3 separate regions of the Mus musculus genome follow, and regions 2 and 3 are each linked to region 1. Evidence: chromatin loops called from intact Hi-C (ENCODE). Cell type or tissue: heart. All regions are shown on one strand.

The links. A loop is a pair of places that touch in the nucleus more often than their neighbours do. Peaks named below come from ENCODE experiments on the same cell type or tissue, not always from the same donor. Only the 100,000 strongest peaks of a DNase experiment are listed, where the experiment ranks them.
Region 2: a loop joins it to region 1, with 3 times the contacts of the local background. A loop is called at or near these places in 10 of 42 quality-filtered maps.
Region 3: a loop joins it to region 1, with 3 times the contacts of the local background. A loop is called at or near these places in 9 of 42 quality-filtered maps.

The regions. Positions count from the first base shown.
Region 1 is chr7:111,778,298-111,786,297 of GRCm38, reverse strand. It overlaps Galnt18 (polypeptide N-acetylgalactosaminyltransferase 18), which reads left to right and starts at 6,321. Exons shown (of 11, transcript NM_001360903.1): 1 at 6,321-6,985. The coding sequence starts at 6,751. In heart, CTCF peaks have their summits at 3,982 (motif pointing left) and 6,149; DNase peaks (open chromatin) are centred at 3,997, 4,837 and 6,217; H3K4me3 peaks cover 2,312 bases; H3K27ac peaks cover 1,340 bases; H3K27me3 peaks cover 2,698 bases.
Region 2 is chr7:111,245,613-111,253,612 of GRCm38, reverse strand. No RefSeq gene overlaps it. Among named protein-coding and RNA genes, the nearest start is that of Gm33145, 36 kb to the left of the region's middle. In heart, a CTCF peak has its summit at 3,773; a DNase peak (open chromatin) is centred at 3,792.
Region 3 is chr7:111,714,257-111,722,256 of GRCm38, reverse strand. The region is part of intron 1 of Galnt18 (polypeptide N-acetylgalactosaminyltransferase 18); the gene reads left to right. Among named protein-coding and RNA genes, the nearest start is that of Galnt18, 62 kb to the left of the region's middle. In heart, no CTCF peak of the experiment used is centred here; DNase peaks (open chromatin) are centred at 706, 1,566 and 3,146; H3K27ac peaks cover 2,558 bases.

The sequences.
Region 1 (8,000 bases):
AACAAATCTGCGTGTTTGGGTTTTAAAGTACAATCTGATAGCAGGAAAATCGGTGAGATGGGAGTTAGCTTTTCTAATGCACACATGTTCAACATGGCGGGCCTCCTTCTTCCGTAGCTGTGGAGACCTTTCGAGATATCAGGTTGGGTGACAAGGACTCCTATCTGTTCAACTACTTGAGGGCAGAATATAACTGTATTCTGAAGCGGGTCAGGCCCCTCATGACATTTACAAGTGAAGTCTGTGGACATTGGGTGAGTCTTCTGGCCTCTATGAGTTTGGACTCTCTGACAGGACTTTGATTGAAGTGTTCCCTATGAATCTGTCCTGCCTCGTCCAAGAATCCATAGGCACCTGGTGAGGCGATGTTAGCTGGGCTTGCTCTTCTGAGCAGTCTGTGCTCTTGTGCATCTGTCGTTTTGTCTTGGAACCAGAATTAGACAAATCCTTTGATGACATATTCCACATCTCTGGAGGAGGGGATCTCAGCGTGCTGCAAACCCAAGCTGCCCCAAGCTCTGGGCTCTAGCTCTGTCAGAAGCAGATTGCAGACTTACCTCCCAGCTGCTACTTGCCACTTGCAATTTGGGCTTTCCACCGAAATCACTCTGTTCCCGAGCAAGCCAGTCACCTCGCTGTTGAGAGAAGTTGGTGGGACTGTTGAATATTTTATTCGCCATCTGGCAGACAATACAACCCGGAGCATGCCTATGGGCGGATGGTGTCCCAGGCTGCTGTGTACCAGTATGGAAAAGGCCACTGCTCCTCATGTCTGGCAGGCACCTACGATTCCTCACAGGGGACTCCCACTATTTCTGAGGCTGAGAATGAGGGATCAGGGTAGAGTAAAGCTGAAGGGGCCTCCTGACTTTATGCCTGGGCATCCAGGTAGCCACCAGGTATTTTCTAATGGAGAATTTCATGGCTTAGCTATGACCCTTCCTGCGTTCCTACGCTCCATTCCAGGCTGTTCCAGGGCACTTGCTCTTGCTCTGAGGCCTCTGGTTCTATCTGTGTAGAGGGACTCTAGAAATGTCATGTCCAACCAGACTGTTACTTTCAAAACGTGTGTGTGTGTGTGTGTGTGTGTGTGTGTGTGTGTGTGTGTGTGAGAGAGAGAGAGAGAGAGAGAGAGAGAGAGAGAGAGAGAGAGAGAGAGAGAGAGAGCACACTTTGCTCTTCCTCGTTCAGGAGGCAATGTTCAAGTAGGGCTTAGGCACTTTCCCATTTCCAGTTTTCTTTCCCAAAGCAATACTTCCAGTGTCTGTCACTTGTAAGTCTAATTATTGATCTCTCCATGGAAGATGGTTATCCATAAACTATCACTGCAGTAGAAGGTACTCTAGGCTCAAAGTCAGAGGCCTCTACCATGTTTATTCTTTTAATGCTTGACATTTAATACAGTCCTCTTAACCACAAAGTGGCAACCTCGATGCCTGGGCAGAAGGTCATCAAGTTGCTATAAAGGTCAAGAGGAGACTCATGTGGTCAGGACCTTGCCAGCTTCCCTGCCTGCAGGTCTGGGTGGCCTAATGAGACACAGCCAGACCTTGTAGATCAACCTGACTCATTTTTACTTATAGAAATAGCATAGAAAAATGTCTATGCATCCCTTCACAGAATAAAACATTTGGAAGTATACATTTAGTTCCTGGGTTGCATGTGTATGTTATATAATATGTATAATTATGGACTGAGAGTGAATTATCATCATTTATTATTAAGTAAAAAATGCTGAGCACGATCTGAACTAGCATGTGTTGAATACTTAGCACAGCTGAGCGCCAAGTCTTACACATTTTCCTTTACATCATCTTCAAACAATCCCATCAGTGGAGATGACACCTTCCAGGTGAGGGGGTAGGGATATGAGACATAAATCACCCACAAACATTCCCATAGCTAGGGTGTGGCAGGAGCAGAACTCAAAACCAGGCCTGTGGCTTTCATGGATATGAACACTGTGAAGATACCACATTGATCAACATCACTGTGAGACTGTTCTCATGTGTGGGATGGAGAGATGGCTCGGTGGCTAAGAGCACTTGCTGCTATTGCAGGGGACCTTGGTTCAGTTTCCAGCACAGATGTCAGACAGCTCACAACCCTTATACCTCTAGCATCAGGGGATCTTACTCCCTGTCTGGTTCCCATGAATACCTGCATACATCACGTACACACATATGTGCATGCACACACACACACACACACACACACACACACACACACACACACACACACAGAGAGAGAGAGAGAGAGAGAGAGAGAGAGAGAGAGAATAAACGGATGAACTGAGTAAGTGCTTGGTAGACATCCCTACTACTGAATTACATCTTTTAACAGTAGCCTCACTTCCTGTCAGGGTTCAGGCTGGCCCTGAACTTATTCTGTGGTCCAGGCAAGCCTTGGCTCCTGCTTCAGCCTTTGAAGGAGCTGGGATTTCAAGCTTTCATCAGCAGGCCCAGAGACCCTTCTCCAGGATAGCCGTGGATTCCATCTCTCTCGTTCGGCTTCTTGGAGGATGTATCTGAAGCATCTGGAGGCAGCATTTACATGCAGATTCTGACTGGTAAATGGGAGATGGAGCTAATATTCTGCATTGCTTGCCAGTGTTGTGACTGACCGATGGACCACACTCTGAGTGCAAGGTCAAAGGATCATGAGCATCATCAACAATACATTCCAAAAAGACATTCTGGTTGTATGCTCATTGGCGTATTTGAGTACTTATTTCCCACATGTTCTTGTTAATACTTAAAATATTACATATTTAAGTCAATCTGATAGGGGAACTATGGCAGCCATATCTGGAAAAATGTTTCTAATTCTTATCCAGCTTAATCATCCTCTGGTTAGTTCTTGGCTGGTTCTGATCTCTCTTCCACTGTTTGCTCATGTTCTTCGTCCATTTTCCCCATTGGATAGTTTTATCCTCTGTTGGATTGGCTTATATGTGTTCTTTTGGCTAGTGCTACTTTGTTCTAAGAGCCCACATTTCCTTGAGGGAGGAGGAGCCTGTCTAGCAGAGCTGTCTAGTGGTAAAATCACGGGATCAGGATGCAGTTGATGTCTCCATTATCCGTTTGCATCTCTCTTTCATACTAAGACATCAGCTAGGAGCCTATCCTACTGTAAGGCAGCTGCTTCTTCACTGGTCCACTCCATTAAGGGAATGTGGTCTATGAGTCTCTCTGAGTACCTGTGCGCAGAGGCTACTGTCACATGACCCGAAGTGGATTACTAAGCGACAGATGTGAGGCAGACGGACCTAGTTGCAGGGTTCCTGCAGAATCTGCACTTGAGTACATTGAGGAGTTTAGTTACACCAGCTCTGTTGGGAAGGTGATGGTGGAGGGAAGAAAGGGTCCTTTGTGTGTAACTTCTGGACCCTCTGTTCTCAGAGGAAAGCTGCCTCTAAGAGATTGTCATTTTTTCCTCTCATTTATCTTCCAGACATTTGGATACTCAGAGAGAGTAGTAACAATCAATACTTAGATAATGCCATCAGTGCCCCTCATACAAATTAAAGTTTCATAATATCTCCATGATGTAGGTAACGTTACTATTATCCCATTTGCAGATGGAAGGACTTGAGGCACCAAGTAGTTAGTTAGCTTGCCCAAGACTCCACAGCTAGTAAATGAGAGCATTTGCCTGGCTCCCTAGTCCAAATCTTAACCCTGGCACAAGGGAGGCACCAAATAAACCTTTCTCAGCAGAATGCTTTTTCTGTCAATTACATTTTTGGGCTGTGGCTTCCTAACATCAAATCTTGGGCGTCTACGACTTTTGTTTCTGAATGGATTATCCACTTTTGCTTTGCAACCCACCAGTCTCCATTCCCTTGAGTGCCTGCCACCCTACTTCCCATAATGCCAGACCAAGACTAAAGCCTTCCACTACCAGGGTTTATTTTTCCTGTTAAGCCCCCAAGTTCTCTTGGCACTTCTGGCCCCATGGCTTTACACAGTGCTGCCATCTGGTGGACACATGTGGCCACTGTCAGTTCTCTCTGAGGAGTCTATTCCTGCCGAGAATGTAAGGGATTGATGGCCAAACGAAGATTCACTTTTCTTAATGGTGATACCAAAGACACTTTGAAGAAGGCTTAGCATTGATGGCATAGCGGTGTCTCTGGACATGAGGATAAGAACCTCTATAAAAGGTGAGTCATAGCAGGAAGTGTCTTTAATCCTACTACAGAGGCAGAGGCAGGTGGGTCTTTATAGGATCAAGTCCAGACTTGTCTACTTGTTTACATAGAGAGTTCTAGCTTAGTCGGAGCTACATAGTGAGAGTCTGTCTCAGAAAACAAAATACCCCTCCCTTCCCCACCAAAGACTGCTCTCAAGTCACATCAAGGGGACAGTAGCTTCTTCAGTGTACAACATTCAGTTTATACAGGACAAAGCCACCAGGACTTTCAGTCCTCATGTCACCTCTCGTGGTAGGAGTGGAAGGAGACAGTAGCTTCAGATTCTCAGAATAAGTTTCAAGGACCACTTGGCATCAGTTGGCTCACATCGACTATCTGAGGAATTTTTCAGTTCTGATGCACATCAAGGGGCCTGATAGTGAAGCTCCCGGCAGGACTTATTAAATGGCAAAGTGGGAAGACGCTTGGGGTTAGACGAGTGACATAAGTGGAAAGTCGAGAACCTCCTTGGACTGAACAGCTCTCCATGCTTAGAAAAGAGGCCCCCGATGAGACTGAAGCCTACACCGCAGCCATAGGTCTAGAGCAAACTGGGCAAGTGTCCCAGGCAACTGGTCATTTAGACAAAATGTCAGGAACTTGCTGAGTTCCTGTTGAGTTGAATACAATTGAACTGAGGGCCAAAGATAAGAATCTATGTTCAAGAACCATTTATAAAGGGAGCTTGCAGAGATACTGGGGCCTTTGACCTTGTAATTCTGCAGAGGGTGGTGAGTAAATGCCTACACAAACCCCTCCCATGCCCCTGTTTCTAACCAAGGTTTTGGGGATCTTGAGTTGGAATCTGAGGGTATGTGGGGCAATCAGGCCCAGCAGCATTCCTTCTATCAGCCCCTGTGGCTGAATTGCTGATGGTAAAGAAAGACATTCAAGCAGAAAGCCAATGAGGTGGAACCAAGCCAGCTAGAGGACAAGCTCCTTCTTGCTGCCCACAGCCTTAGACTCTGTAGCTTCCAGTAGGGGAGAAGAGCTGAGAGTGGTCAATAGAAAAATCAAGGTTTGCTGAGCAGCCAGGTGGTGTTCTTGGACCCGGGAAGGGAGGAACTGCATCCTGGAATGATAACCACAGGAGCCTGGGCACCCACTGTGTGTCCTGTCCTAAGCCCTTTTGGTATATCCTCTCATTTAATACTTATAAGCAGGAAGGTATTGTTGATATTTGATAGATGGGGGAAATGTCTCTTATGGTGTTCTGACCCTTGCTCAAGCTCATGTAACTAACACATACAGGAGCATCAAACCCAGGAGCCTCTCTCTCTCTCTCTCTCTCTCTGTGTGTGTGTGTGTGTGTGTGTGTGTTTCTACATCCTCTCTCCAGAAAGGCTCTGTCGACCACTTGATAGCCATGAACACTGAATGTGTGGGAATTATACAAGTCATGGAGAATTGCATCCTCTTGTCCCAATACTGCGTATAAGGCTTCCTTAGACGTGGGGTGTAGTGATATCCATAAGCAGTAACGGCTCCCAGAGCATGAATTCGTCCAGGGAGCTGCATAGTGCATAGATGTGACCAACGATTGCAGAGACACCCTCACTATTCACTATGCCTCTCCTAGAGATTTCCGGAAGGCATTTGGTGACACCCGGGAGACCAACAGAGAGAGGCAGAGTAAAGGCTCAAGAAGCATAAGGTGTGGACATTATGAGGCCTAGCCACTTGTATGGTTTGAGTCTCCATTATCAAAAAGGAGATGGAGGCGAGGAGTCCGTTTTTTCAGGTGGAAAAGCAGAATGCCCTCAGTTGGGGAAGGTGAGGGTATAGGAGCATCTTGGTCCCCAAAGCTTGGGCTTCTTAGCGGGAGCGCGAGCGGGGAATTACTCTAGAGGTGGAATCTGCCGGCCTGGGCGGGGACTGGAGGTTCCTGATCTGCAGGCCCTAGGGTGGCCCGAGGGCGCGGGAGACTCAGCTGTGTCCGGACCGGAGCCTGCTGCCAGCAGGTGGGGCGCGGGGCGGGGCTCCGCCCCCTGGCCCCTCCTCGTTGGTCCGCAGCCGCCCAGTCCCGACCCTTTTCCAGAGCCAGAGCGCGATTGGTGGCGGCGCTTGTCGCTCGGAGGGGGCCGGGCCGCTCTGCTTCGCTCCTCTGGTCGCAGCCACAGCCGCGGTTCTCCTGAGCGGCGAGCGGAGGGCTGGTGGCATCTCCCAGGCAGCCAGCACTGGAGATGGAAAGCAACGCGGCTGGGCCCTGGCAGTGACAAAGTTTCCCAGCCCTGCAGGTCTCGTCTCGCCACTGCCGGCCACCCGTGACCGCCTAGGGAAAAGCTCGGGGATTTTGAATTTGCGGGGGAAAAGCCCAAAACAAAAATCTAGACCCACCTCGTTTTCTTTGTGGAGCTCTTTCTCAGGGTGGCCAGCGGCCGGAGCTGCAAAGTTGTGCGCCGCAGCTCACACTGCCAGGAGACCCGCCTTTGGAGAGACTTAGGTGCTGGCGCACCCAGAGACCCCAGACGTGCCAAGGGGGTTGAGCGCGGGGGAGTTTGGGGTGTACAGCGAGGAGGGGCCCCGGGTGCTCTATATGGAGGAAGGACCCCAGAATGGTGTGTACCAGGAAGACCAAAACTTTGGTGTCCACTTGCGTGATCCTAAGCGGCATGACCAACATCATATGCCTGCTGTACGTGGGCTGGGTCACCAACTACATCGCCAGCGTGTATGTGCGGGGGCAGGAGCCAGTGCCCGACAAGAAGCTGGAGGAAGATAAAGGGGACACCCTGAAAATTATCGAGCGGCTGGACCACTTGGAGAATGTCATCAAACAGCATATCCAAGGTACAGGCGTCCTGAGAAACTTGAGCCAGGCGCGAGGCCCGGGAGTGCCCAGTGTGTTCTGCTTGTGGGATGCGCTGGGGCCAATGCGTAGGAGACCAGCGATTGCAGGGAGGGCTATAGGTTGGCAGCTACGTGGTTGGAGGGATTGCAAGGACTGGTGTCCTGGATCTTTTGTGTCTGCCGCCCTGTGAGTCTTCCCTGTGTACGCGTGTGCACAGGTGGTGTGTGTGTGTGTGTGTGTGTGTGTGTGTGTGTGTGTGTGTGTGTGTCTGTGTGTGTGTGTGTGTAGCTTGCTGTCAGTATGGGGACGCGATGTGCACGTGTCCAAACGTGCGTATGATTCCAGGGTGCTCCTTTCCAGGATCGCAGGATCTCACACTAGTCCGGGAGTGTGTCTGACTGGATGTTTGTGCTTCCAAGAGAGAATGTGAGGGCAAAAGAGCTTATTTGCCGGGCTTGTAAGGGACAAGAGAAATGCCTTGTATGACTCTAACTGTGGGTTTTAAGGAGCAGCAAGCTTCAAGACAAATGCGGAGTAGAAAATTACATCGGCCCAGTATTGGCTCCAGCCTCAGTCAGTCTCAGTAGGACTGGGACTGCAGGGGGCATCTTAAGTAGAAAACTGTCCCCACCTAGAGCACACCTGCCTATCCAGGATCCTCCCCTAAGGAGCAGGTGTCAAACCCAAGAAGCAGCTTAGTCCACTGTGGTGGTGTTTCTTCTGTTTCGGATGGAGAAAACCCACGCTGGGCTGCGGCTTTACTTCAGAGCCTTCCGGGTTCTAGCAAGGCCAATCTGCCAGGACAGTTACCTCAGTTGCGGAAGCAGGAAGCAGCCACAGCAGAGCAGACAAACCCACAGGAGCTGGGTCTGAAATCCAAGGCTGCAGTGGGTGGGTGTCTCCAGACTGGGTCCAAAGAGACAGTAGGATATAGAGAAGTCTCCTGCTGTGACCCGGGCAGTGTGAGTATCAGAGGGAAGGGATGGAGCTCGGGGCTCCTAGAGTAAGGTGTGC
Region 2 (8,000 bases), 530 kb after region 1:
TTCAGGACCTTCGAAAGAGTAGTCAGTGCTTTTACCCTCTGAGCCATCTCGCCAGCCTGGGGAAGTAATTTTTTTAAGTGGATCTGTTTATAAATATTTTAGTTATTTTATAAAGTTTGTTGGGGGCTGCAGAGATGGCTCGGTGGTTGAGCCCATGCTGATGTTATTGCAGAGGAGCCAGGTTTGGATCCCATCACTCGTATGGGGTGGCTCACAATTGCCTGTTACTAAAAATCCAGGGAATCCAACACCTGCCCTCTTTCGGCCTACGTGGGTACCTGCATGCACATGATACATGTGAACTGCTGCAAGCACACACACGCACATGCACACACATGCACACACACACACATGCACACACACACCAAAATAAATACTTTAAAAATAAATTTTATTAACATTTAATATGCAGATTCAATACTCTGAGACAAAACAAATCCTTATCTTCCTTTGCATCAATAAGGCTTTCTCAGCTATCAATGTTATCTTACTAATAATTATCAAAAAAGTAATTGGCATAGAAAAAGGAGGATCTTGTTTCATCTTTTATGAAATGAGGCATTTAAAACCTGAAGAAACACCTCCATAGTGTAGAAGGCCTTTAATCCCAGCACTTGGGAGGCAGAGGCAGAGTGATTTCTGTACATTCAAAGCTAGCCTGCTCTACATTGTAAGTTCCAGGATAACCAAAGCAACATGCTGAAACTCTGCCTCAAAAGTCTTGGTCCAGGAGATAAATAAACCAGAAAGATAGTTGGCAAAATTTGGACTTGGACTATGTACTGATGGCTGCATTCAGTTTGCTCAGCTTTGATGCCTGTACTGTGGTTGATGACAAATGTCCTGCTCCTATAAAATATGTACTGGCATACTTAGAAACCAGGAGCGAGGATGCAAATGTAAATTGTTTATACTTAAAGAAAAGAGAGCTTACAATAATACAAAATGAGAGTGTTCTGTTATAAAGGAGGGGTTTGGGGCATTACTATTCCAAATTTTTTGGTGTTCTTTCAAAATTATAGCAAAACTAATTCTCCCTAAGACTGGGGAGTTGGCTCAGTTGGCAAAGCACCTGTGTTTTGATCTTCAGAAGTTACGGAAAAGAGCTGGGCTGGGTGTGTTCACACACGATGGCCACCCCAAGGCTGGGAGTTGAGGATGGGGTGGAGAGAAGAGGATCCAGCCATTTTGATTGGCATCCCCATGATAGCAGGGATGTTGAACACTTCTTTAAGTGCTTCTTGACCATTTGAAATTCTTCTGTTGCAAATTCTCTGTTTAGATATCTATCCCATTTTTAATTGAATTATTTATTTCTAATTTCTTGAGTTCTTTACATATTTTGGATATTAGCCCTCTGTCAGATGTGGAGTTGATGAAGATCTTTTTCCATTCTGTGAGCTGCTGCTTTGTCCTATTGATAGTGTTCTTTGCCTTACAGAAACTTTTGGGTGTTATGAGGTCTCATTTATTTACTGCTGATTATAGTACCTCCACTGTAAGTGGTCTGTTCAGGAAGTTGTCTCCTATGCCAATGTGTTCAAGGCTATTCCCCTCTTTCTCTTCTATCAAATTCAGTGGTTTTACAATGAGGACCATGATTTTTTTTCTCAAGGTATGTAAAGAATTGTGCTGGATGGAGCCTGACATAATTGTCATCACAGAGGCTTCATCAAGCAACTGATGGGAGCAGATGCAGAGACCTATAGCCAAATATTAGGCAGAGTTAAAAAGAATCATGCCAAAGAGAGGAAGAAGGATTTTGGGAGCCAGTGGGGTCAAAAATACCACAAGAAAACCCACAGGATCAATTAACCTGGGTTTATGGGGCTCACAGAGACTGAACTGACAGCCAGGGAGCCTACATGAGTCTGACTAGGCGCTCTGCATATATGTTATGATTGTGTAGCCTGGTGTTCTTGTGGGACATTTAACAGTAGGAGCAGGGGCTGTCTTTGACGTTTTGAATGCTTTTAGGACCCTTTTTCTCCTTCTGGGCTGCCTGCTCTAGCTTAATATGAGAGGAGTTAACAACCTTTTTACAACTTGATATGCATGTTTGGTTGATATCCCTGGGAGGCCTGTTCTTTTCTGAAGGGAAGCAGAGGAAGGGTGAATCTGGGGGAAAGGAAGGTGGGGTAGGGACTAGGAGGAAAGAAGAGAGGAAAGACATGGTCAGGATGCAATAAATAAAAATATTTTTTTAAAGACACACACAGAAAATTAAGCTATCCTAGAGAAACTTCTTGAAACTTGCTAAAATGAAATTCTACCTAGAAGCCGCATGTGTCCGATAAAGAACGTCAGTGTTGATTTGAACAACATGGGGACAGTGGCTCCTGACTCGCCAGAGCTGGGCTCTGCCTGAGAGGCAGCTCCTTTGCCCTCTTCCCCATTCACCTTCTTCTCACTGACTCCCTTCTCCACCTCCTCTGACTTGCGGGCTCCACCTTACTCTCACCTCCTCTTAATACTTATGTAAATATGTTGATTATGCAGATATTTATGCAGAGAACTCCTGACTCTTCTATTATTTTTGGTCTAAGATGTTCAGAAATGTTCTTCTCCAACCTTCCAGGGCAGGAAAGTCAGACCTACGTCTGCTTAGAGCTTGAAGTCCATTCCTACCCTGAACGATATGAATTCATCATGCTCATCTCTGCCACCTGAGTTTACCCCTGAAAAATACTTTCTAGTGCTGGGATAGAGGACTATTGTCCCATGCAAGAGAAAGACGTGGCATTAGTTCCTGATGGCTGCTATGACAAAGCAGTGTGATATAAAACTGTATTCTCCGTCAGTTCTGGTAGTCAATAATGAAAGTTTTGTTTAATTAGGCTAAAGTCAAAGGCTAGCAGTACTCTCTGACTCTAGGGAGAACAATTGTTTTCAGCTTCTAGCATCCATGTACGTATGTCTTGACTTGTGGCTTCTTCTTTCATCTTCACTTTGTGTCAAACTGCTTCCAACATCTTGTTGCCTTCTCTTCCATCTTCTCATCTCCCTCTGCTCTCTCTTCTAAAGAAATTCCTGGTTGTATTTAGGGCCTCTGCATCTCCCATGTTTAACTAAATTACACCTTTAAAGCCCTCTGCCATGCGAGGTAACAGGTTCTGGGGATTTGTGAACAGTTCTGTGTCTACCACAGAGAAACTGGCTACCGGGCAGCTTTTGTTTGTTACTCTCATTCTTAGAATTAAATCACCAACTATTGTTTTTAATTGTGGGGGTGAGGGAGGCACTGAATCCTTATCCTGGAGCCTGATATGGATGCTGGGCACTGCCTTAGTCAGGGTTTTACTGCTGTGAACAGACACCATGACCAAGGCAACTCTTATAAGGACAACATTTAATTGGGGCTGGCTTACAGGTTCAAAGATTTAGTCCATTATCATCAAGGTGGGAGCATGGCAGCATCCAGGCAGGCATGGTGCAGGAGGAGCTGAGAGTTCTACATCTTCATCTGAAGGCTGCTAGTGGACAACTTGCTTCCAGGCAGCTAGGATGATAGTCTTAAAATCCTCTCCTACAGTGACATACCTACTTCAACAAGGCCATACCTCCTAATAGTGCCACTCCCTGGGCTGAGCATATACAAACTATCACAGAAACCAAACTCAAATCCTCTGGGCGGGGGGAGTATCTAAGACAGGCTGTTAACCTCTGAGCCCAGATTATGAGCTATCTTTGATTATGTTGCAACACAGTGGTTTGGGCACAAAGCTGTTACTTGGACACTGCCTTCCATTAGCTGCGCTGCTCTCTGCTGCCCCCTGCCTGTTGGCGAGCTTTGCCTGCATGGCTTAGTTCTTACAGATCATTGAATTGAACGTGGAGGATAAGGGTTGGGGTAAGAGGGTAACAGAAATATCCTCCTGCTTTTGCCAAGCCTGTATCTGGGAAGGGCTGAGGGCTCCCTGGCAGCCCTCATCAGTGTCTAACAGCATACATAAATCAAACAGGACCTGGGCCACAGCGCTCCTGGGGAGTGAAATGGAACAGAGAATGGTGGTTCTTGTTTAGGTTGATCCCAAAATATATGGGAATAAAGGCTTTAGGGTGATGTATTTCTCTTTAATGCTGTCACATCTGTCATCCTGATGGTTTAACCTCTGGGTTTGGGTTTGGATTTTTTTTTTCTTTCAGACCCACATTATTTCTGCAAACTTGACACCAGATGCTGCCAGGGAGACAGAGCTGAAGCGATAAAAATCTATTTAACAGATTTAGTGAGGCAAATACAAACTAATTAACAATTTTAGAATTGGGATTAAACACTAATTCTTTTAAACCATAAAAACTGAGATGAACAAAAGGAAAAGAATGTTCTCCCTCTGAATAACTCAAAGGAGCCATCTGTTTGTCATTGAGAAAATGGTCCGATTGATGGATTTTGAACAAATTCTGACATCCTTTCTTTCTGGGCTTGAATGCATTATGGACAGTTATCCGGGAAAGAAAGCACATAACTTCCTGCCTAATGTGTGGATCTGGGCTTCCCTGAAGCTCCAGAAGTCATCTATTTATGTACTGACTCAGAAAGGAGAAGGCAAAGGATAGAATGATGTGTGGATTCTGCTTGGAGAGCACACTGCAGATGTAGGGAAGGAAAGGTGGCCTGGTGTCTCTCTGACCTCACCTTGCTGTCTGTCACCATTGCTATGAAAGATAAAAAAAAAAAACTGAACCTGCCACCCTCCTGTCTCAGTTTGTTGAGGCACTGCCTGGTTTTGGAATGCAAGTTCTAGAGTAATCACATGCTGTGACTTGAATCTTAAATGTGCGCCCTCCAAAAAAAGCCATGTGCTAATGGCATGGCTTGGTCATCAATCTGTAGTACTAGTGGGAGGTGATGGAACCTATAAGAGGAGATGACCTCTCTAGAGTCCACTCTTTTTTTTTTTTTAGATATTTACTTTATTTACATTTCAAATGTTGTTCCCTTTCCTGGTTTCCCCTCCAAAAATCCTCTATCCATCCCCACCTCCACCCCCACCCCCCCCACCCCCGCTCACCAACCCACCCACTCCCCCTTCCTGGCCCTGGCATTCTCCTATATTGGGGCATAGAACCTTCACAGGACCAAGGTCCTCTCCTCCCATTGATGACCAACTAGGCCATCCTCTGCTACATATGCAGCTAGAGCCATGAGTCCTACCATGTGTACTCTTTGGTTGGTGGTTTAATCCCAGGGAGCTCTGGTTGTACTGGTTAGTTCATATTGTTGTTCCTCCTATGGGACTGCAAATCCCTTCAGCTCCTTGGGTACTTTCTCTAGCTCCTTCATTGGGGACCCTGTGCTCCATCCAATGGATGGCTGTGAGCATCCACTTCTGTATTTGTGAGGCACTGGCAGAGCCTCTAGAGTCCACTCTTAACTGATCTTAGGACTTGGTCCTTCCCCATCTCTTTGCTTCCTGCCCATCAAGTTATGAGCAGCTCTGCTAGTTACAGCCCCAGCCATGCTGTTCTGGTGTTCTGTCTGAGTTATAGGCTCAATGTGAAAGGACCAACAACCAAGAACTCTCAAACCAGAACCAAAGTAAGTCTTCACTGGACATGGGGACAACTGTGCTGGGGTGAGGGAGTGTCCCCACACATGTGTGCACGTACAAGGCAGAAGTCGACTCCAAATATCATTCCTCAAGCACTGGCCACTTTTCTTTTAACATGAATGTGCCTGTGTCTGTAGCAAATGCCATATGTGTGTGGATGCTCATGGAGGCCAAAATAAAGTACAGGAGCCAGAGTTACAGGTAGGTGTGAACTGCCTGGTGTTGGTGCTAGGAACTAAATGTAGGTCATCTGCAAAAGCATTAAGCATGGTCTAACCAGTGAGCCCTCTCTCAAGCCCCCACTTTTCCTTCTTTTTAGATAGGGTCTCTCAGTAGCCTGGAACTTGCCCAGTAGATTATGCTTGTCAACCCAGGGGTCTGTTGGTTTCCATCCCTTTTCTGGGATTCCAAGCACATGTGCCACCATAGCTGGCTTTTTTAGCTCCTAGGAATATTATAAGCCATTTGACTTGGTGGTTTTGCTATGCCTTATAACAGGTATATTCATAGCATGCCAACTAAATTACCATTTGTTGAACATCAAGCATGTGTCAGACAGAATGATCCCATCAAGAGATTATGAAGTAGATATTATTATGGTCTGTATTTTGCAGATAACAATATCTTTGAGAAATGTAATAATTTGTCTGAGGTCATGGAGCTACTAAATGACAAGACAGAGTTAAGCCCCTGGGCTGTTTAATTGCACAGCTGATTTCTAATTCTGTACACACCCTGCTATTACTATATATATGCTCACATTTGTTCATTTACATCACTCTTGATCCTAAAATATACTTGAAATTATGAAAATGTAATGAATAGGCTCAAGAGTACGAGTAGAGGGGCTGGAAAGATGGGTCAGAAGTTAAGAGCACACATTTCTCTTCCAAAGGACTCAAGTTCATTTCCCAAAGCCTATCTCAAATGGCTCGCAATCACCTGAAACTCAAGCTCCAAGGGATGTGATGCCCCCTTCTGGCTTCTGAGAGCACCTGCACTCATGTGCACATACTCACACAGAGTCAGTCGCATGTACACATAATTTAAAAATAAAATCTTTAGGGAGTGGAGGTAGATGGGTCAATTATGACATGCACAAGGTTGAGAGCAGCCCTGGGGCAGGGCTCAGATGAAGTACCCACTGGGGTTTGGTACTTGGACTCTTGAAGCTGGCAGGGCTATGGAGGACTGCACCTAGGAATTGAGAGAAACTCCACCTTGAGTTGGAAGAGCTGTTGACAAACTGGCCAAAGATGGCAAAGTGTGATATGCAAGTGAGCTAGCCCGTCACCAAGACTTTGAGGTTGAGTTCAGGGATGCCACCTCAGAAAAATGCCTCCACAGAGAGCTGTGGCTATGTCACACTGGACCCCAAGGGATTCGGAGGCCACAATAAGATATTATTGACAACAAGAATGTGTCCTTGGATTCAGGCAGTACCACTGCCAATCACAGAGAAATAAAGTTCTTTTCATCGGCCTGTCAATGGCAAGCAGGAATACAGGTTCCTGAGGCTTCTTTGGACAGTTTCCTGGTCACAGTTCCTTCCTTACTCCAAAAAGATCCTTTGTTACTGAAAAATCTATGCACTTCTCCTGAGCCAGAAATATCTGAAGTTCCTCTGGCTATAAACACACATGTAATCAAAAAAAAAAAACAAATAGCACAAGTTTCAGACTAGGGTTTCCAATCTATCTGGACAAAATGTTACCTGATTCCCCTACATGAGACCTCAGCCTGTGGCTAGCCCTCAGCATGGCAGCCAACCGTTGCCATAAGAAAGATGTGACAACTTAAAGCTATGGCAAGACAATAGCTGAATATCAGAAGTCAAATGAGTATTTGAGTTGCCTAAGTTTCCCCAGTAAGTCTGAGAATAAGTCAACTTTGAGAAGGAGGAGGAACTGGCCAGCCATTCTCCAACAGTTTGCCTGTCACCTCCACCCCCTACCCCATAGCAAGCAGGCAGCTACGTCAACAGCCCTTCACGCCCACATCTCTCAGACTGGGGCATGTAGACCTCCTCTCTTAATTCATAAACATGGTTTTTTTTAACTTATCTTTGTATGTGGTACATGTGTTTGTATACAATATGTGAATGTGGGCATGTGCATATACCTGCACTTTGTATGTGTGAATACAGACATGCATACAGGCATGTCTGTGTGAATACAGGCAGTCAGAGGACAACCTTGGGTGTCAGACTCCGGTGACTACCTTATTAGTGAGGCAAGATCTCTTTGTTGTTTTTTTATGTTGTGTGCTTCAGCCTGCTAGCCTAGGGATTCTCCTGTCTCCTGATTTCATTTCCCCACCGAAGCGCCGGGATTACAGACACTTGTACAGTCATGCCTGGCTTTTTATACAGATTCCAAATATTCAAACTCAGTTCCTCTTGCTTCTGTGCCAAGAGCTTTCGCCCGATGAGCCATCTCCCTGGCA
Region 3 (8,000 bases), 64 kb after region 1:
AACAGGGGACCTGGATTTTCCCTCTGTGGGAATGCGTGCGTTGTCCTGTACAGTGTGGTAGTAGTTCTGTGTCAGGGTCCACATCAGGGCTGTCCAAAGAAGCCAAGGTTCTTCTTCAACAAAAGGGAATGTCTCATCTGTAGTGGTTAGCTCAAATCTGGTAGACACATGCCGCTTATGAACCCTCAGACGGTGGCTGATCCAACTTTTTAATTTAATTAACTCCTTTAACTTAGTAGTTACACATGGCTAGTGCCTACGAGCAGTGGGCAGCCTGAAGCAGATACAGCTGAGCTCATTCTGGATAAGTGCTGTCTGGGCTGGGCCAGGACACTTTGCATAGAAAAACTGGCATCCAATTTCCAACAACCTGACTAGCAACCAGTTTGTTCTGGACTCAGGGCTCTTGCGATACTCTGCTAAGCAGTGGCAACTTTTGGGCTTGCATTTAGGCACTGCCTCTTGCAGCCCTAGAGCAAGGCAGAGGGTGCATAGAGGGCCACAGGGAAGAATAGGAAACTCAGAAGAAAAAGGTGTGCGGGCGGTAGAGCTGTGGGAGTTTGCTTTAGCTCCACGCTTCCGGCCTCCTTAGACCGCCTTCTGTGGATGTAGGGTGGGTTCCAGGGCTGTCCTCGGATTTCCAGTGCTAGTTCACAGGAAAATGCCTGTTTACCCAGGAGCTGGGTGGAGAGTCAACCAGTTCACTAGAGGCAGTGAGGAGTGGCCACAAAGCTGGAATTTGGGGTTGCACATTTTGGGGTGAAAGCTTACAGGCTCAGTGGCCTTGGACAAGCCCCTCCCTCTGTGTTCAAGTTTCTCCAGCTGTAACATTGGATTAACAGTGTGACACTGTAACCCCAAGGGGCTGCTACAGGAGGTGAGCCAGTACAGGCGGTAGGCTTGGGCCTTCATCAGCTCTGGAACCTGGGACTTCCTTCTTGGCTTTCAGGTCATTGGCAGCAGCCATGGTGGCCAGGATATCTCATGTGTCATGAGTGGCACTGCCTTGGCTCCCCCTAAAATCCTCTTTACAGTTTCTGCCTTTCAGAACTCAAAATACTTTTGGGAGCTTTGCATAAAAAAAAAAAGTTAGCTCCCAAATCCTGGGAAAGGATGTCTGCTTTCTCATCTCATCTCCCTCTCTCTAGATATTTATAGGCCTGGATAGAAAAGAGTGGCTTTGAGTTCTCAGAATAGTTTCCACAAAAGTGTGGTGTTAGGGAGGCCCGGCCGGGTGGAGGGGTGTTAGACTTGGCCTGGGAGGCCTGGGTTTGTGTCCTTTTAGGCTCTAACCTCAACCTCACACTAGGAATGATCTCCCTCACCCAGGCCCCCACCCCGCCACAGTTTCTTTCCTTGTGGAAGATACACAATGTCAGATGCTGTGGCTTTGTGCCTGCAGAGAGCTGTGTTAAGGTTAATGCCAGCTCCATCTGAGCGTTCAGATCTCTCTGCAGCTCCAGTGTCAGGCGCACAAGTTGGGAACTACTTGGGGCCTTTCCCATGGTGGCTGGAAGCAGCTTTGGGGTAGCTGTGAGGAGGCAGCAGGGCTGGCTTCCCAGCTCCCGCCTGGGCTTCTGCCAAGGGGGCCTTATTTAGACAAATGCAGCAATGCTTCTGGGGGAAGAGACTGCAGGCTGAGCTGAAGAGGCTGAGCATCAACAAAGTCAGGGGCGGCTGAGTCCCCAGATGCAGGGTGGTACAGAGTAAAGAGCGAATTTGAACCAGGCAACATGAACCCAGGCATTTAATAGGGCAGTCTTGTTTGTAGCTGAAGCTGAGGCCCCAATAACAGGGGAATCTCTCTCATGGAGAGAGGCTCTTACAGGAAACCCGGAAGTCCTGCCTTCTCCCTTCAGATCTGTGTAGCACTCAGTTTCTACACACAGCCTCAGATGGGCTCACATTTACTCTGCCACTTTCTTGCACAAGACTGGGGAAAAATGGCTTCAGTCAGGCTGCAGATGCCCAACACCAAAATAAGGATTAAAATGTGTACTTATGTTTAGATGGATTTAAGTGGATCTTTTCCCCCCTGTGGCATTTTATGATAAGTGAACACTGTGTCCTCTCCAGACTCACTCTGTTTCTTGCAGAAGCCCTCATGGGACCACCTCCAGAACTCTGAAGTGGACTGTGGCGTATGCCACAGGGTTGGCTTTAGTGAGGGGCAGAGCCTGGCTTAGTGCTCTTAACAATAGTGAGTGTTTCGTGAATAAGACCCAAAGCCCCAGTTTTGTGTACTGGACGGTCAGGGGTCTAAGGTTGAGGTGCGGATCAACTGGATCCTTCTATACGGATTTCATGGGATTTTTCACCCTGTTACTTCAGCTGACTGGAATATTTTTAGAACAGGTTAAATTAAAGGAGTGCTCAAGGGAAGGCCCTAATACAGTGGGACTGGGGAACCCCTGACAGACAGACATGCATGGAGAAAAGATGAGGGAAGACAATGGAAAGAGATATAATCCACAAGTGTGGGCAGGGTGATGGATCCTTCTGGCAGAGCCCTCAGGTTCCTCAGGCCCCACCCCCTACCCCCTTGCTGGCACAGTCGGTTAGGGTTTATAGCTTTCAGAACTGTGAGACAATAAGTTCCCATTGTTTAAGACACACTTTCTGTGATTCTTTGCTAGGGTAACATTAACAAGTGAGATGTAGATATTGGTCCTATAATCTGCCTTGAGTTTGAGGCAAACCTAGGCTATGTAGTAAGTTCAAGACCAGTCTGGGCTGCAGTGTGAGACCCTGTCACAAATAAACAGTCAAACAAAACACAAAGAAAGAAAAAGTAGGGAGAGAGAGAAAGGAAAGAAAGAAGGAAGGAAAGAAAAAGAGAGAGAGAAGGAAAGAAAGAAAGAAAGAAACAAGCAAGAAAAGGAAAGGAAAGGAGAGGAGAGAAGAGAAAAGAAGAGAAGAGAAGAGAAAAAGAAGGGGTTACAGTATATTCATGGAGGCACTTAGTTGGCCTGGCCAGAGCTTGCTCCATAGTCATTCACTGTGGGGCACTGGGCAGGTCCTTTGCCTCTAGGGTGTGGCTTTCCTCTGCAACACTGAGGTCCTCTCATAGATTCCCTCTTATGCATGTGTCAGGAGGTGGAAAGGCGGGCAGTACCGTGTGTTTGTCTCTTTCCCAGAATCCTGTTCTCACCTCCCCTTTCTCCATAGCCTGCTGCTCTCTAGTTGGCTCTGTCCACCAGTGCCTCTCCCTTGCTGCTTGGAAATTTCCAGAGGCAGCACCACACCCACGACCTCTGGAAAGCTTTAGGGAAGGGATTTTTTTTTCTTTTTTTGCATAGTTCTGTGAGAGAGCTGGACCAGAAAGGCTTTCCTAGGGCGGTGTACTTTGGGGGCTGAATCAATGAAAACCCCACTTTTACCAGACATTGGACTCTTTTCTGGCCCCACCAGACATCCATATTAGCTTTCTTATTTATTCCTAGCTGTAGGGATAAATAGTTCTATGAGGTCAGATTTATACCCAGTTTTTAGAATGGATAACTGAGTATCATAAGGCACACATAACTTGCCCCTGGGTAACCACTTATCATTGGCTCTGCAGGACTCTGATCAGAATTGTATCATTTCCTACCACTTTCTTTGCCTTCAGCGTGATGCTTCATTTTGGGGGGTGGGGTGGGGAGGGTGACTTTTCTGTTGTAGAATTATGAGTTGGCTGGATGGGGCTGTGGGAGGAGGAGAGAGACTCTTTTTGGAGCTGCTGAAGAAGAGTTGGCTGTTCCTGCTCTGGGACCCTTTTTCCCATTCCTCCCGCCCTTCCCTCCTCGCCTCTCTGGAAAAGGTGCCCAGGACTAGGAGGCTGCGCTTCTCCATGGATTTTTAATAAAGATGATGAATGAACCAAGAACTGATAAGCAAAGGCAAATGGTCTTTGGGTTATGTATTATTCTAGTCAAATGTATTTTCCACTGTAAGCTTTAAGTCACTTTTTCGTTAAAAGGCCATCACCGAAGGAAAGGTTAAATAAAATGAGTTTTCCATGGCAGGCGTGCCCACCAAGCGGCTTTTGTCAGGTGAGACCTTGGCCAGTTTAGCTGCGGACTTTACTCAACTTGCAAATGGAGGACTTGTGACACATTATGCCAATCCCACCTTGTTCTTGGTGGGAAGGACAGAGAGCCATTTGGGGAAAGCATGGTGGGGAAGCAGGGAGGTGGGGTGGGTGCATAGCCTGCCTGCAATTGCTGCTGCTGGGCTTAACGTGTTGTGAGCTGGCCGGTTTCCTACACAGCAGCACCTGCCATGGAGCCTGGACACAAGGCCACTCAGAGCTGGGTGGACAGAGTGTGACCAGAAACTCCCTGTGGGTTCTGATAAAGGATTCTCCCATAGGCAAGGTTCAGAGAACCTGGGCCTCCTGTTCTCAGGGAGGCCTGTCTATCTCTAGCCTCTGAGCTGTTTCGTCCTAGTTGGTGAGTTAAGTGGCATAGCCCTCTTGAGGCCTCTGATGTGGAAGGGGCACAGAATTGTAATAATTCTTGCATGTTATGAATGTATTCCTGAAAGCTGCTTCCAACTAGTAATTTCCATGTTTTGGAAGTCTATGCCATCCCATACAGCTCTCTCCATGCATTAAACCTGGAGATGGACACTTGGTGTTAGGATTTGTTCTGGGGGATGGGAACACAGTAGCCTTGCCATTGCCCCTGCTATTGTGAAGCCTCATCCCCACGGAGAACAGAAGCTGACAGTTACAGCTTGAGGCATAGAACAGATGGAGAAATGAGGCCCCACGCTGTATGTATGTATGTATGTATGTATGTATGTATGTATGTATGTATGCATGCATGCATGCATATATATATATATCAGAAGCAGAGGCAACTAGGTGAGAGAAGGAAGGGTTAGTTAGAGAAGGCCTTGTGGAAGTGATGAGGACTGATCTTTCAAAGCTGCATAGATTTTTCCAGGCAAGGGCCATGTCTAAGCTGGCATGCAAGAGAACCTGATGGGCATAGCCAGGCTGCGTTCCTAGTGTTCACTGTTTCTCATCTCTTTCACTCTCCTCCTGAGCCTCTGTAAGGCTGAGGGGGCTCAGGGAAGCTCATGCCCAGGCAGGCCTGAGCTTTCAGGCCCTGTCTTGAAACCTCTCTGACAAGGGTGAAGAATTCTATAGATTCCAAAGTGAGCTTGTCAGTGCCTTTGACGGTGGGGTCATGATGTGAGCTGCAGGGGCTTCCTCCTGGAGGATGTAATTCTCCCCTGAGCCTGGTGCTGAGCCTGTGAATCAGTAGACAGGTGGGACTGTTTCCGACCTTGAGCCTGTAATCTTGAGCCAGGGTGGCTGGATAAACCCAGCTCCTGCTTAGCCTAGCTGTGTTCAGGCCCAGACTGCTGAAGCTGCTGGCCAGGAAACACTGAGGCTACGTGAAATTTTCCATCTCCAAAGTCTGGCGAGAAGAGTGTTGAGGCTAAATGACTCCAACCAAGAACAAGCCTCGGCCTGCCCAGGGCATACCTGACCCCACCCTGGAGGTGATGGTGTTCCCTCCGAAGAGCCCTCACACCCTACCTGACTCTAAGGATGTGCATGATGCTCATAGCTGCTTGCCAACAGGCACTGAACAGCATTACCGAGCCATTTTCCCTCATTTGTTTTACTCTAGAAAAAAAGTAAATTTCTACTGCATCCATGACAAGGCGCGTCTCTATTTTTAATATGCTGCCACTTGTAAGACTCATCATTGATTTAATAATACTCTTCGGAGGTGATTTACAAAAACACCATGTTGAAAGTTCACACTGATTGTAGGATACATCACCAGCTTTTGTCTGGGAAGCATCGTGATGCATGGATGCAGTGAGCATCTGCAAGCCGGGATGGGTGTGTGTTTTCTAGACACATGGCAAAAAGTGGGTGTCAGTGTAGGGAGCCTGGCTCAGAAGTGGTGATGTGGGTTGGTCTACACCATCCATCCCCTGACTCCGGTCCACATCCACCCACCTTCTACCTTTGGTCCACATTCCTCTTCTCCCCGCCTCTGATCCATATCTATCCTACCTCTGCTTCTGGTCCACATGTATCCCTCAGTCTCAGTTACCTTCTCTCTCCTTCATGCCATCACACTTAGGGACATTTCAGGTGAGTGTACAGGGCCAACTGTCATCAGCACATGTCTATGGTAGATGAGTAGTCACTAACTAGAGCCAGACATCTGATGTGAATGTGACCCTGTGTTGTGCTTGGAACTGAAGGATGGGAGCCACCATCCATTTGTCCTCAGACAGTTACTGTTGCTCTGGGTCCTGCATCCCCCATCCCTGTAGTATAGACACAAAGTAACAGAGATAGTAGTTACTATAGTATTGCTTAGCATGTGCAATACCTTGCTCGGTGTCTCACAAATACTGACTGGTATAATCTCAATACCACTGTTGGATGTAGATACTGTTAACCTTCATTTTTTTCTAGGTAAACAGACAGAGGCACAGAGCAGTAAAGTAATTTTCTCAAAGACACAGAGCTGGTAAGTGGCAGAGACAAACATGGAATCTAATCTCTGCTTATACACTCTGTGCTTAGGAGAAATAATTACTACACGTAAGATAACTCAAGGTAACCCTTTGAAGAATTTGCATTCTTTAAATCTAATATAGAACTGCCAAAACAAAACAGGTGGTATCTTTCTGGGTGGAGGGATGTGTGGGTTCAGAGGCACTCCTTGTTAGCAGGGACATGGAGGCATGCTGCTGGCATGTTAGTGTCTTTCTGAAATTTCTGGAAACAGCCTGCAAACAGCTGGGCTGAACAGTCTCCAAGGGCTGCCACTGCTGGGGTCCTGACATCTGGGAGAGACACACAACCTGGCATGCTTCAGAGTCCTATGGCCTCCTGCAGAGTAGTGACACGGTGTCGCTTCAGTCTGATACTCTTGAAACATGTGCTCAGCAGTTGTTGAGGTTGGAGAGAAGTGTATTTGCTATTAATACAAGTCAAGCAGTGTTTTCTTTATGTTGTTTAAGCTGTAAAATGCGCCAGCTGTAACATCTGGGGTGATTCAGCTTTCATGCACGCATATCTGTCATTCATAACTGCTGGCATTAGCAGCCCATTAGCCTGAGATAATGGAGGGGACACCAATGCCCCATGAAGGGTTTGTTCTTTACAGATAAGCATGTGTTCCACTGCTTCTTGGTCTTCGAGATGCCACCCAGTTGTCACTGTTAAGTACAAGCTGCTGACCATGGATGTCATGCAGTATTGGTGACATAGTCTACACTCATTTGGCAAAACTTCTACCCACAAACTGAGGTTAAAAAGAATATTCAACTGAGGTAGAGTTGGAGTCAGTGAGAAGCTCACATTTTCTATTTCAAAGCTTTTACTCCCAAATGCCATCTTGTATAGAAGTGAGAGGGATAGCAGATGTGGGGTTGGCTACATACAGGGTGCAGCATGCATAGTGCACAAGTCTAGTGTAACCACAATGCGAGTGGCGTCATCCCAGTCTTTAGATGGCTCCTCTCCTCTCCTCTCCTCTCCTCTCCTCTCCTCTCCTCTCCTCTCCTCTCCTCTCCTCTCCTCTCCTCTCCTCTCCTCCCCTCCCCTCCCCTCCCCTCCCCTCCCCTCCCCTCCCCTCCCCTCCCCTCCCCTCTCCTGTCCTTCTTTCCTTCTTCCCTTCCTTCCCTTCCTTCCCTTCCTCCCTTTCTTTTTTTGAGGCAAGATCTCATGTAGCCCAGGCTGTCCTCAGACATACTATGTAGCCAAGATTGACCTTCACCTTCTAAGTTTCTTGTCTCCACTTCCTGAGTGCTAGAGGTTGAGTCCAGTGCTATGTGCATAGGCTAGCACTCTGCCAACTGAGATAAACCCCTAGTCCTCTCTGGCTTTAACAAGAAAACCAAACACTGGAGTTTGCCCTTCTGTACTGACAGCTTTACTTTATCCATTAACTTGGCACTGATGCTCTGTTGATTCCTGGCATTGACCTGAGTCTGATTGAGGTGATAGAGCTGTGAAGAGAAGAAGGACTACAAAC